Linked DNA regions of Homo sapiens: region 2 is linked to region 1. A link is a contact called in ENCODE Hi-C or POLR2A ChIA-PET data. All regions are on one chromosome and are shown on one strand. Each heading gives the region's core, a stretch centred on a gene start or an enhancer-like site at or near the end of the contact. The rest is flanking DNA. Distances are from core to core; before and after follow the strand shown.

Region 1 (5,634 bases), core at 1-2,500:
GATCGGCGGGGCCTACGGGCTCTTCCTGCCTGGCACCCCACCCAGCTCCTCCTCCTTGCCTGCAATCTCTACCCCTACCCAGCTGGTGCTCCAGTGCGGCCACCTGATTATCTGCATTTTCCTTTCAAAATAATTCCATTTGGGGCCCCAAAGCAATCTATGTTCACTGTAGCAAATCCTGAAAACAGAGAAAAGCACAAAGAAGAAAACAGAGAAAAGCACAAAGGGGAAAACAGACGTTTTCCGTTTTTCCCCCAATGATTTGCAGCAATCTGCGGCAGTTTTCAGCCTCTGCAGGTTCCCAAACGTGACTTGGCTCCTGCTCTTTTCCCTTTGGTGTTAGCATCTGTTCCGGCACGGTTGAGGGATTCTTCAGACTCCGCCAGCTTTGCCTCTTTTGTAGCCAAACATTTATTGAGCACTTACTGCATACTGGGTACTACATGAGGCCACAGGGACCCAAAGGTCTCAGCAAAAGCTCGTGGAGCCTTCAGGCCAGTCCAGGAGGAGGAGGCCTGACACCCTTCAGCGGGTCATTTTAAAGGCTCTTGTGCATGGACCCTGTATGACATTTTTCTTTTTCTTTTTTCCTGGAGATTCATGTGTTGGTCTTTGTTATGGCTGAGGTTTAGTTTCAGACAATTTTTCTAGGCTTTCCTGGCATTTAAGGGAGGCTGTGACTGTGTCCTCTGCCACTTTTCCACACTTCGTCCCCCAAAATATCTCAAGAAAAGTCAAGTCACCCTTTCTCCTTTAACCCTTTAGTAGATTTGGACGTGCTGCCTCCACCCAGCATGGTGACGTCATAACCTGGGGCTCCCATCTGCCCCTTTCTACACTTGGCATGAGGTCGCCTGACTCTCACCCCTCATGGGCAGAGGCAGGGCAGCTGCAGGGTGGGAGGGACAGTTCTGGCCCTGAAAGGGGCCTTCAATGGAAAGTTGTCTTCCCTGCTCAGCCCCATTCCTGCTGCTCTCTTCAGAGCTGTAAGAACTGGGCCAAATGGTGCCCACACCTTCCAAGCCAACCTCAGATGAACTCAGGGTCAACAGGGAAGCTACTTCCCATGCTAAGCTGAGGGTTCTGTCTCTGGCAACCTGAATCATCCACTCACACAGAGGCTGAGTTAAATTAACCCCGCATTCAATGAGGGCCGGCCACCTGCACAGTCTTGTGGGGGCTGCAAAAATGCATGAGACTTGGCCTCCACCCTCACTCATGGCCCAGACTAGGGAGCAGCAGACACATGCTCAGTGTGGTCAGAGTTTACAGGGGCTTTAAGAAGAGAGAGGGGAATCCAGGAAGACTTCCTGGAGGAGATGGCAACTGAACTTGGATTTAAGGGAAGGGAAGAGATAAGGAGAGAAGGACATTCCCCACCATGGGACACAGGGCAGGGTATGGCAGAACCCAGGGGCCCCCAGAGGTGCATGGGCGGGGAACCCCAGACGGGGAGCAGCAGATTCAGGCTAGGGGGAAGGGAGCACCTTGTGGGTGCTGCTTGTTATGTGACTTGAGGAGATCCTGGATGGCAGTCTGGGTGCTGGAGCAGGATGGGGGTGCATGGGTGGGCAATGGGAGAAAAGGCAGGAAAGGCCAGTGAGGGCCCCTCTGGGGTCTTGGGCAGCACCAAGGCCAGGCACCCTGGAGAATGAAAGTCACGGTGGTCCCAAGATGGGGCTTCTGGAGGCGACTTTCGAGAACCGAATGAGGACTGGAAAGTCTGGAGACGAGGGAGCGCATTGTCCCCAGTGGAAGCGCAGGACAGTTTCCCTCAGCTGCGGTACAGGACAGAGGCCCTGGGTCACCTGTGAGTTATTTCCCCAAGGTCTCTAACCAGGCCACTGTGGTGGATGAGGGTCCAGAGAGCCTCTTCCACTACAAGCTCCACATGCCTGAGCAGGAAAAGGCCGGACCTTAATTTAACCCGGATCGTTTGCCATCAGGAGGGAGATTCTGAGATGTTCTCTTCCTTCCCTCCCTCCTGTGTTCCAGGGAGCTCTGCCCTTGTCCCCACAGCCACAGGGGAGCCACTGTCTGTCCTTTCCTCGATGAGAGGAGGTGCTCTGGGGCACAGCCGAGTCTTCTCCACCTCTGTGCACCGCCTGGCACGCAGGGACTCTCAAAAGAGGCCTGATGCACAGAGGCAGGGTCTACACATGCGTCCCTTTTAACCCGACCGTCCATTTCCATCCCGATGGGATGTGACACTGCACTCACAAGCTTGTTCGGGGGCAGGGGGGATCCTGGGTGGGGGGAGGTGGCAGGGTTTGAGGCAAGGTGCCCATGTGCACTGGTGGCCACCCTCCGTCCAAATGCCCCAGGCTCAGACCCAAGTGATAAGAACTTCAATGGTGTGGAGAGCGCCTGCGTGGGGGAGGCAAGCTGACACGCAGGCCCAGGGTTCCAGAAAGCCCCCTAGCTCCCCGAGGCCCAGTGCCCAGAAGGCCCAGCACATCTGCAGCCTCAGAGTGAGCTGTGGTCCTTCTCACCCCCAGCCTCCTCTTCACCCTTCCCCAGCTCCCCAGTGCTGGGTGGCGGGAGCGGGGTCCTGGGCTGAATTGTGGTCCCCGCAAATTCACATGTTGAAGCCCTAACCCCCCTCCCCAACACCCCCGTACCTTAGAATGTGACTCTATTTGGAGACAGGGCCTTTAGAGAGGTGACTAAGTGAAAAATGAGGTCATCAGGCTGGGCCCTAAGCCATGGTGGGTTTTTTTGGTTTGTTTTATTTTGTTTTGAGACAGAGTCTCGCTCTGTTGCTCAAACTGGAGTGCAGTGGCACTATCTCGGCTCACTGCAACCTCTGCCTCCTGGGTTCAAGCGATTCTCCTGCCTCAGCCTCCTGAGTAGCTGGGATTATAGGCGCGCACCACCACCACGCCCAGGTATTTTTGTATTTTTAGTAGAGACGAGGTTTCACCCTGTTGGTCAGGTTGGTCTCGAACTCCTGACCTCGTGATCTGCCTGCCTCAGCCTCCCAAAGTGCTGGGATTATAGGCGTGAGCCACTACGCCCAGCTGCCATGGTGTTCTTATAAGAAGATGAGCATGCGCAGAGCTACCAGGAGCACACACAGAGGGAAGACTGCAGCGGTGCAGGACAGAGGTGGCTACCCACGGCCACAGAGAGGCCTTGGAAGAAACCCACCCGCCCACACCTGGCTAGTGAGGAGGCATACTGCTGTTCTTTCACTGTGGTGCTTTGTATGTCAGCCCTAACGCACCCAGACGAGGGGCACAGGGACAGGAATGGGGAAAGGGATCCAGGCCAGGCCCCCGAAGTCTGTGCTTCTCCACCTTTAGGAAGCTGGAGAGCTCGCGAGCACCCACTTGCTCCCAGAAGAATCAGCTGATCAAAACAGAACCCCCAATCTCCCCAGAATCCAGAGGAACCCAACCTAAGCAGATGGCCCACGAGTGGAGATGCTGACCTATGGGTGGCAGTGTATTCTGCCCAGAAGGCAGGTGGGGAACCGCTGTGGGTGCCCTGACTATGAGAGCCTCCGGCCGTGGAGACACAGCCCTGCCATCTCTGTCCGATTAACAGGGGCTGAAGGGGCAAGAGAAGAGCCAGAACGTTCTCTCGCCTGAGGAGGGCACTCACAGTGTAGTGGAGAGCCCAATAAAGAACTGAACTTCCTTGAAGAGGGTCCAGAGGGGACTGGGGTGTTATGCGGGGGTGCTCAGGTGCGGGGAGCCCCACACCTCCATGCACAGTCCCACGACTCCACGCTCAACCGCGCACCTCCAGGCGCAGCCCTACCCTTCCAGGCACAGCCCTACCCCTCCAGGCGCAGCCCCCCACACCTCCACGCGCAGCCAGCCACTCTCACCTTCCCGCCTCCCGGCTGGTGCTTCAGGTTCTCAGTGGAGCCGATCTTGGACTTGACATTCTTCAGGTCTGGCATGGGCACGGGGGCTGTCTGCAGGCGGCTCTTGGCGGAAGACGGCGACTTGGGTGGAGTACGGACCACTGCCACCTTCTTGGGCTCCCGGGTGGGTGGGGTTGGAAGGGACGGGGTGCGGGAGCGGCTGCCGGGAGTGCCTGGGGAGCCGGGGCTGCTGTAGCCGCTGCGATCCCCTGATTTTGGAGGTTCACCTGGGAAGGAAGGAAGGGAGTGAAGCCAGGACTCGAGTGGGTGGGGTCAGAAAAGGCCCTGGGGGCTGCCTGTCCCGTGGGTCCATTCCCAGGCTCACCACTGGGTTAGGCAGGTGGAAGCCAGGTTGGAAGCGCAGCTACAGCAGACGGCTGCCCTGGGGAAGCATCTCTTCCTCCCTGCCTTTTTGCTTAGGGACAGAGACACCCCTTTCCCAGGAAAGCAATGGAAAACCATCAACCACCATCCAATACCCGCTCCCAGAGAGGTGGCCAACTCGGCTCCACAGTCTTTGGGTCAAGAGATGGGCTCCAACAAGCTGTGTGGCCTCAGACAAGTAACTTCCCCTCTCTGAGCTCAGAGGCCTTAATTTGAAAATGGAAATAATTATAATCCCTGCGGCCAGCGTGGCTCCAGGAGGTGGTAGATATGCTTTGCCAACCTCTAATACAATTCTTCAGGGCCTTTATCCTAAATAAGGGTGATGCAGTGACGAGACCCAGCTGTGCCCTCAAGCCTGGACGCTTCTGACCCTTTCCCCACAGGGTGAATGTTCAGCTGTTCAGCTGTTCGGCTAGTTCAGGGCTCCTGCCAGCACCCTGGCTCCTCTGTGGGATTTGGCCTTCAGAACAGGATGCCTGCTCCACGCCTGCCTGTCCCTAGCTGTCCACACGAGCCATACCGCTTCATGCTGCTGTGCCCTGACGTACAGTTCCCCACCTGCCATGCATAGCAGTTACTAGCGCACCCTTCCAACACCCTGGAAGCTGCTGGGGGGTCTCTTCTCCTCTCCATGCAGATGCTGTCCCTCCCTCCTCTGGGTGTCCTTTACCCTCAAACTTGCTTCTGTTACTGCACTTCCCAGGCCCCCGTTACACTTCAACAGTCTGGTATTCTATCTCATGGGTCTGTATTTTCCAAAGTGTGGCCCACGGAACCCTGCGTCAGAATCTCCGGAGCTTTCAAGGAGGAAAGTGGGAGTTGCAAAATGCAAATTTCTCGATCCCCTTCAAGAGTGGATAGAGCAGAATCTCTAGGGGTGGGACCTGCAAAGCCTCATTTTTCTCAAGCTCCACAAAGACTGAAGTCTGAGAACCGCAGGCCTCACCCTGTGCCGAGGTGTGCTTAGCTCCCCTGCAGTCTGAGAACTTAGCTTTCCTGCAAGTCCAGAAGCTTCCCGCAGCAATGCCCCTGCCGCTGCCCCAGGCATTTGCTGTAACACATACCTGCTGGCCAGACCTGGAGAAGGGCAGCTCTTTGAAGCACCCATGTAGCCAATGGGCAGCTTGGCCAGTGACGAATAAGCACTAGTTTTCTTTTGTTGTTGTTTTGTTTTTTTGTGGTTTTTTTTTTGAGACGGAGTCTTATTCTGATGCCCAGGCTGGAGTGCAATGGCGTGATCTCGGCTCACTGCAACCTCCGCTGCATGGGATCAAGCGAGTCTCCTGCCTCAGCCTCCCGAGTAGCTGATATTACAGGTGTGCAGCACCACGCCTGGCTAATTTTTGTATTTTTAGTAGAGACTTATTTTAGTA
Region 2 (4,691 bases), core at 2,192-4,691, 41 kb before region 1:
TGCCAAGTGGGAGTAACTCTTCTGCTGACAAAGGGGTATTGTGGGATGGGCAGAAGTGACCTCGTCTCCTTTCTTGAGCCTCTTTTATACATTCCAGCTCAGCCCAGCTTTCAGATTGTTTTACAGGGCCGAATGCTTCTAGACAATGCTTTATTTCCTAGGATTTGGTATAGCTGAGTTTTTAAGTGTGGAAAAGAGTGATTATGAAAAATGTTTGAGAAGACAGCACTGTCCTCAGAGACTGTGTTTTTACACTTGGACAGGTAGCAAATGTTTGTTTTCATTAAAACTTTAATAGTTTTCCTAATTTGTTTCACTGTCATAAAGCCCAGCAATCATGGAGCTGAGGGTGCTTACCCACTGGGAAAAATCATCCCTGAGAATGTTAGCTTTTTTTTTTTTTTTTTTTCCCCAACTCAGATTTTTATTCCAGTCCTGGAAGGCCTAACATTCAGTCCTCGAAGGCATAACATTCAGTGTCATGAAATTCATCATCTATACCATAGGCAGGAGTGGCTAAATTTCTTTTACTCTGCAGAACTGGCTTGGAAAATATTTTGTACTGTCTATTTCTTGGGAGTAATTTGAGAAATAATTGACTTTACTACAGAATCCTCTCCATCCTCTGGATCAGTGAGTAGCCTCAAGGTATATTGTCTAAGAGTATGGGCTTTAGGGTTGTATAATCTTGAGTTTGAAAGTTGGTTGTTACTCATTAAACTATGTAACCTTGGACATAGTTAATGTACCTTTCTGCACCTGTTCCCTATCTTTAAAATAAGCATAATTGTGTTTGCCTCATGGAACTGTTACAAAGATTAAGTGGCACACGCATGATGATAAACACACAGTGCCTGGCAGATAATAATGGGTTCAGTAATGTTAATTTAGACGTCTCTTCCCTGCCTTCTTATCCTCAGTTCAGATTGAGCATATCCTCTGTGCTCTATGGGACCCAAAACCCCATAAGCTTTTAGAAAATATATTAAACAGGCCGGGTGCAGTGGCTCACGCCTGTAATCCCAGCACTTTGGGAGGCCGAGGCAGGTGGATCACGAGGTCGAGATCGAGACCATCCTGGCTAACACAGTGAAACCCCGTCTCTACTGAAAATACAGAAAACTAGCCGGGCGAGGTGGCGGGTGCCTGTAGTCCCACCTACTCAGGAGGCTGAGGCAGGAGAATGGCATGAACCTGGGAAGCGGAGCTTGCAGTGAGCCGAGATGGTACCACTGCACTCCAGCCTGGGCGACAGCAAGACTCCGTCTCAAAAAAAAAAAAATATACACACACACACACACACACACACACACACACAAAATAAATTTCTAATAGTTCTAGAAGACATGCTATCAGTGACTGGAATTTGTAATTATTTTTGAAAGATGGATAAAGACAAGATAACTGTGAAGAAATAAATAGAAAGATAGCCCAAAGCACATGCCAGGAGTAAGTTGCTGTGAGGTGGGAACTGATTACAGGAGGTTTTTGACCCAGAATTAAAGGGCAGAAGGAGTAGTGATAGGACCTGGGCATTTGTCTGGGTGATAAATTTGGACTCATTTTGGAATAGCTAGGTTAGATTTTCCTTTCCTGTCCTCTCACCCCACCAGAGCCTTCTTCCTTGAAGTAGTGGTGTTTCATTCTATTCTGAAGCAGTGGATAGGGACTCTGGCGGGAACTTCTGAGCATGCCCCAAGTGGTTACCGATTCCCAGGAGGAACTGGGAGGTGAGGAAAAATGTGCTGGCTTTTAGATTTGAATATCCCTGGAAAGCTTTGCAGAAGCTTGAAAACAGACTCACACCGCTATCCATGGTGGTGAAATGTCAGAATATTGAAAACATGAAAAGGAAAATCTAAAAGTTGTACATCAGCACCAGAGGTTCCAGTCAGAGTAATAGGCAAGAAGTAAAAAAGGAATACAGATTGGAAAGAAAAGGTAAAACAGTCTCCATTTGTAGATGATGTACTTATGTCTATAGAAAATCCTACTGAATAAACAAGAAAAAGTCTATAACGAAGTAGTTTCACAGGCTACAAGGTCATTATATAGCAGTTTATTGTACTTCTATATACTAGTAATGAAGAACTGAAGTTGAAATTTTAAAAGGTACTATCTTTAATCATTTCCATCTGAGACTTTTGTCAGCCTGGCCTTCACTGCCCGTATTTCTATCAGTATTTTGGTCAAAACCATTTAACAAATCTCTAAGAAGTTCCAGACTTTCCCTCATCTTCCTGTCTTCTTCTGAACCCTGCAAACTCTTCCAACTTCTGCCCATCAGAAAACATTAATTCTTAGGAATAAACTTAACAAATTGTATTTAAGACCGGTATGTCAACAATAACTAAACGCTGTCAAGAGAAAATCAAGACAAACGTAAATAGATGGAGAGAGAGATACCACGTCAGTCGATTGAAAGATTCAGTATTGGTGGTGGAACACATGGAAGTTGTCCCCAAATTGATCTGTAGAGTCAGTGTAATACCACAAGTTTGTTGTTGTTTTTTGCAGAAGCTTAAAAGGCAAAAACCAGACCACCTACAAGTAAGAAAGAATCCGATTCCCTCTTAAATATAGCACTGGATATTAGAATACACGGAAGAATTGAATAGCTTTAAATGTTTGAGAGGAAAATGGTTTAAATCTAGAAATTCCTTTTCTAAAGGAATTGCTCAAGGATATATTCTTGGGAAAAATCTAAGAAAATGGAAAGATAAGAAACAGCATAAAAAATTCAGTCCAAAAGATGTTGATTTGTGATATTGAACATTAACCAGTCAGCTAAAAATCCCCGATAATCTCATGATGGGAATTGGCGGAGCCACAGAGGAAGGAAAGAGAGAATGGTATGTAGTTCTTATTTGGAGAGAGTATGTAGTACTCAGTACAGTGCCTGATAACATAGATAATGAATATTGTTGAATAATTGCATCCTGATTAACTTTATATTGATAGAAAAGAAGTAGGCTTAAATATGTTTTTAAATCTCTAGAATAGAAACAGGATGTTTTCAAACCAGTAAATTCAACAAACAAGGATACAAGAACAAAAACTCCATCAACCAAACCAAAAAGGTGTCTTGTTTTGTTTCCCTTTGGGACTTGAAAGTAAAAAGCTAAAGTGACCTGCTTGCAAATAGAAGAATGACCTTCAGTAATGTTCACGTAAACAGATCTTCCATATGACAGCACTTGCCCTGCCAAGTGTCAGGCCACTGGGCAAATTAAAGGAGGATGGAGTGTAGGTCTTGAACACTAGAGAGGCCAGGTGTTTGGACTAACCTGTAGCATTTTATGTTTCTTGCAGATGTTCCCACAAGCCTGCATTTCCAGAGCATGCTGAAATCTCAGTGGCAGAACAAGCCTTTTGACAAAATCAAACCTCCCAAAAAGTTATCGCTTAAGCACAGAGCACCCATGCCGGGCAGTCTGCCAGATTCAGCTCGTAAGGACAGGCACAAATTGGTCAGCTCCTTCCTAACAACAGCCAGTAAGTGTCAGGGAGCCGGGAAGTCCCCCAGAGTATCAGTGACTTTTCATTCCTTTTATATTCTCAAATTTGTAGTTTGCATGCATGTTGGGGTTGGGAGAGGCAGTTGACCGATAAAAAATTCAGCTCACAGTGACTGCTTCTGCTTGTCTTGGATGCTCTCAGATGGACTTCGGGAGCTATTCTAGACACCATGGATCTTGGAGCAAGACCCAAAATGCTCAGTGAACAGCCAGCAATGGCATGGCATTGAGTTCATCTACGGGCAGGTGTCTTCTGTATCCTGGTGACATGTTTCTCTGGTTCTGGGCTCCCTGTGCCTATCCTAGCCATTGTGCAAATTACTAGAAACTTCAGTCCTGAAGGACTGTCCTGCTGCCCTGGGTATACGGCGTTGGCCTAGAGAGAACTCGAGAGCTTGGAACTCGAATAAGAAAATATTTGAGAGGACATATTTCACAGCTCTTTTTCTGTTCCCCTCTTCAGAGCTGTCCCATCACCAAACCCGGCCTGACAGGACCCACAGGCAGCACTTAGACGATGTGGGGGCCGTGCCCATGGTGGAGCGAGTGACAGCGCCAAAAGCAGAGCGCTTGCTCAACCCACCACCACCCGTGCATGACCCAAACCACAGCAAAATGAGATTGCGAGACCATTCATCTGAGAGAAGTGAAGGTAGGGCCAGGCCCATGGCACCTCTACCTGCAACTGCACCTGCTCAGGGCTTTCTGGGGCAGCCTAGGCTTCTCTTAATTACCCCCAGCTTTGTCCTTCACTTTCTAGGAAAGCAGAGTAGAGGGACGCTACTGCTTCTAAATGGAGGTCACTTCTTAACTGCTACAGCAACCTCTGCCCTGCCCCTACTTCCCACAGCTAGTGTGCTTCACCTTTTTATCCTCTAGGCATAGAAAACATTTTTGCCTTTAGTATGTATTGCTGCCATTCCAAGCTTGTGTTAGAAGTAACGCTGGTTAAGATAGCCATGTATTTCTCTCTTTTCTGTTGACTTCTGCAGTGTTGAAGCATCACACAGACATGAGCAGTTCGAGCTACTTGGCAGCCACCCACCATCCTCCACACAGTCCCTTGGTGCGACAGCTCTCCACCTCCTCAGATTCCCCTGCACCCGCCAGCTCTAGCTCACAGGTTACAGCCAGCACATCGGTAAGTACCTGTGTGGGGTTGGCCGGACACCC

Evidence for each region. Hi-C counts contacts between places; a loop is a spot of excess contacts on that map. ChIA-PET counts read pairs that join two places held with the same protein, here RNA polymerase II (POLR2A). Pooled maps may share reads with other maps.
Region 2: a map of adrenal gland shows a loop between it and region 1 (4-fold over the local background). The contact joins the enhancer-like site here to the promoter of STH in region 1. A Hi-C loop is called at or near these places in 38 of 168 maps with a recorded cell type or tissue (B cell, CD4-positive, alpha-beta T cell, CD4-positive, alpha-beta memory T cell and 26 more), 14 of 37 single-sample maps with no recorded cell type and 40 of 50 pooled maps. POLR2A ChIA-PET finds 5 or more read pairs at or near these places in 9 of 52 experiments (AG04450, BJ, GM10248 and 6 more).

What each region holds. Positions count from the first base shown.
Region 1 is chr17:45,994,866-46,000,499 of GRCh38, reverse strand. It overlaps STH (saitohin), which reads right to left and starts at 1,250. Exons shown (of 1, transcript NM_001007532.3): 1 at 806-1,250. The coding sequence starts at 1,220. The coding sequence ends at 834. It overlaps MAPT (microtubule associated protein tau), which reads right to left. Exons shown (of 13, transcript NM_001377265.1): 9 at 3,836-4,101.
Region 2 is chr17:46,038,506-46,043,196 of GRCh38, reverse strand. It overlaps KANSL1 (KAT8 regulatory NSL complex subunit 1), which reads left to right. Exons shown (of 15, transcript NM_015443.4): 8 at 3,313-3,495; 9 at 3,982-4,170; 10 at 4,511-4,659. Among named protein-coding and RNA genes, the nearest start is that of STH, 42 kb to the right of the region's middle. Within about 2 kb of position 3,441, at least 9 of the 41 ENCODE cell types and tissues checked have a DNase peak (open chromatin) inside an H3K27ac peak, as active enhancers do; they include adrenal gland, dorsolateral prefrontal cortex, gastrocnemius medialis and 2 more, where a contact is called at or near this core.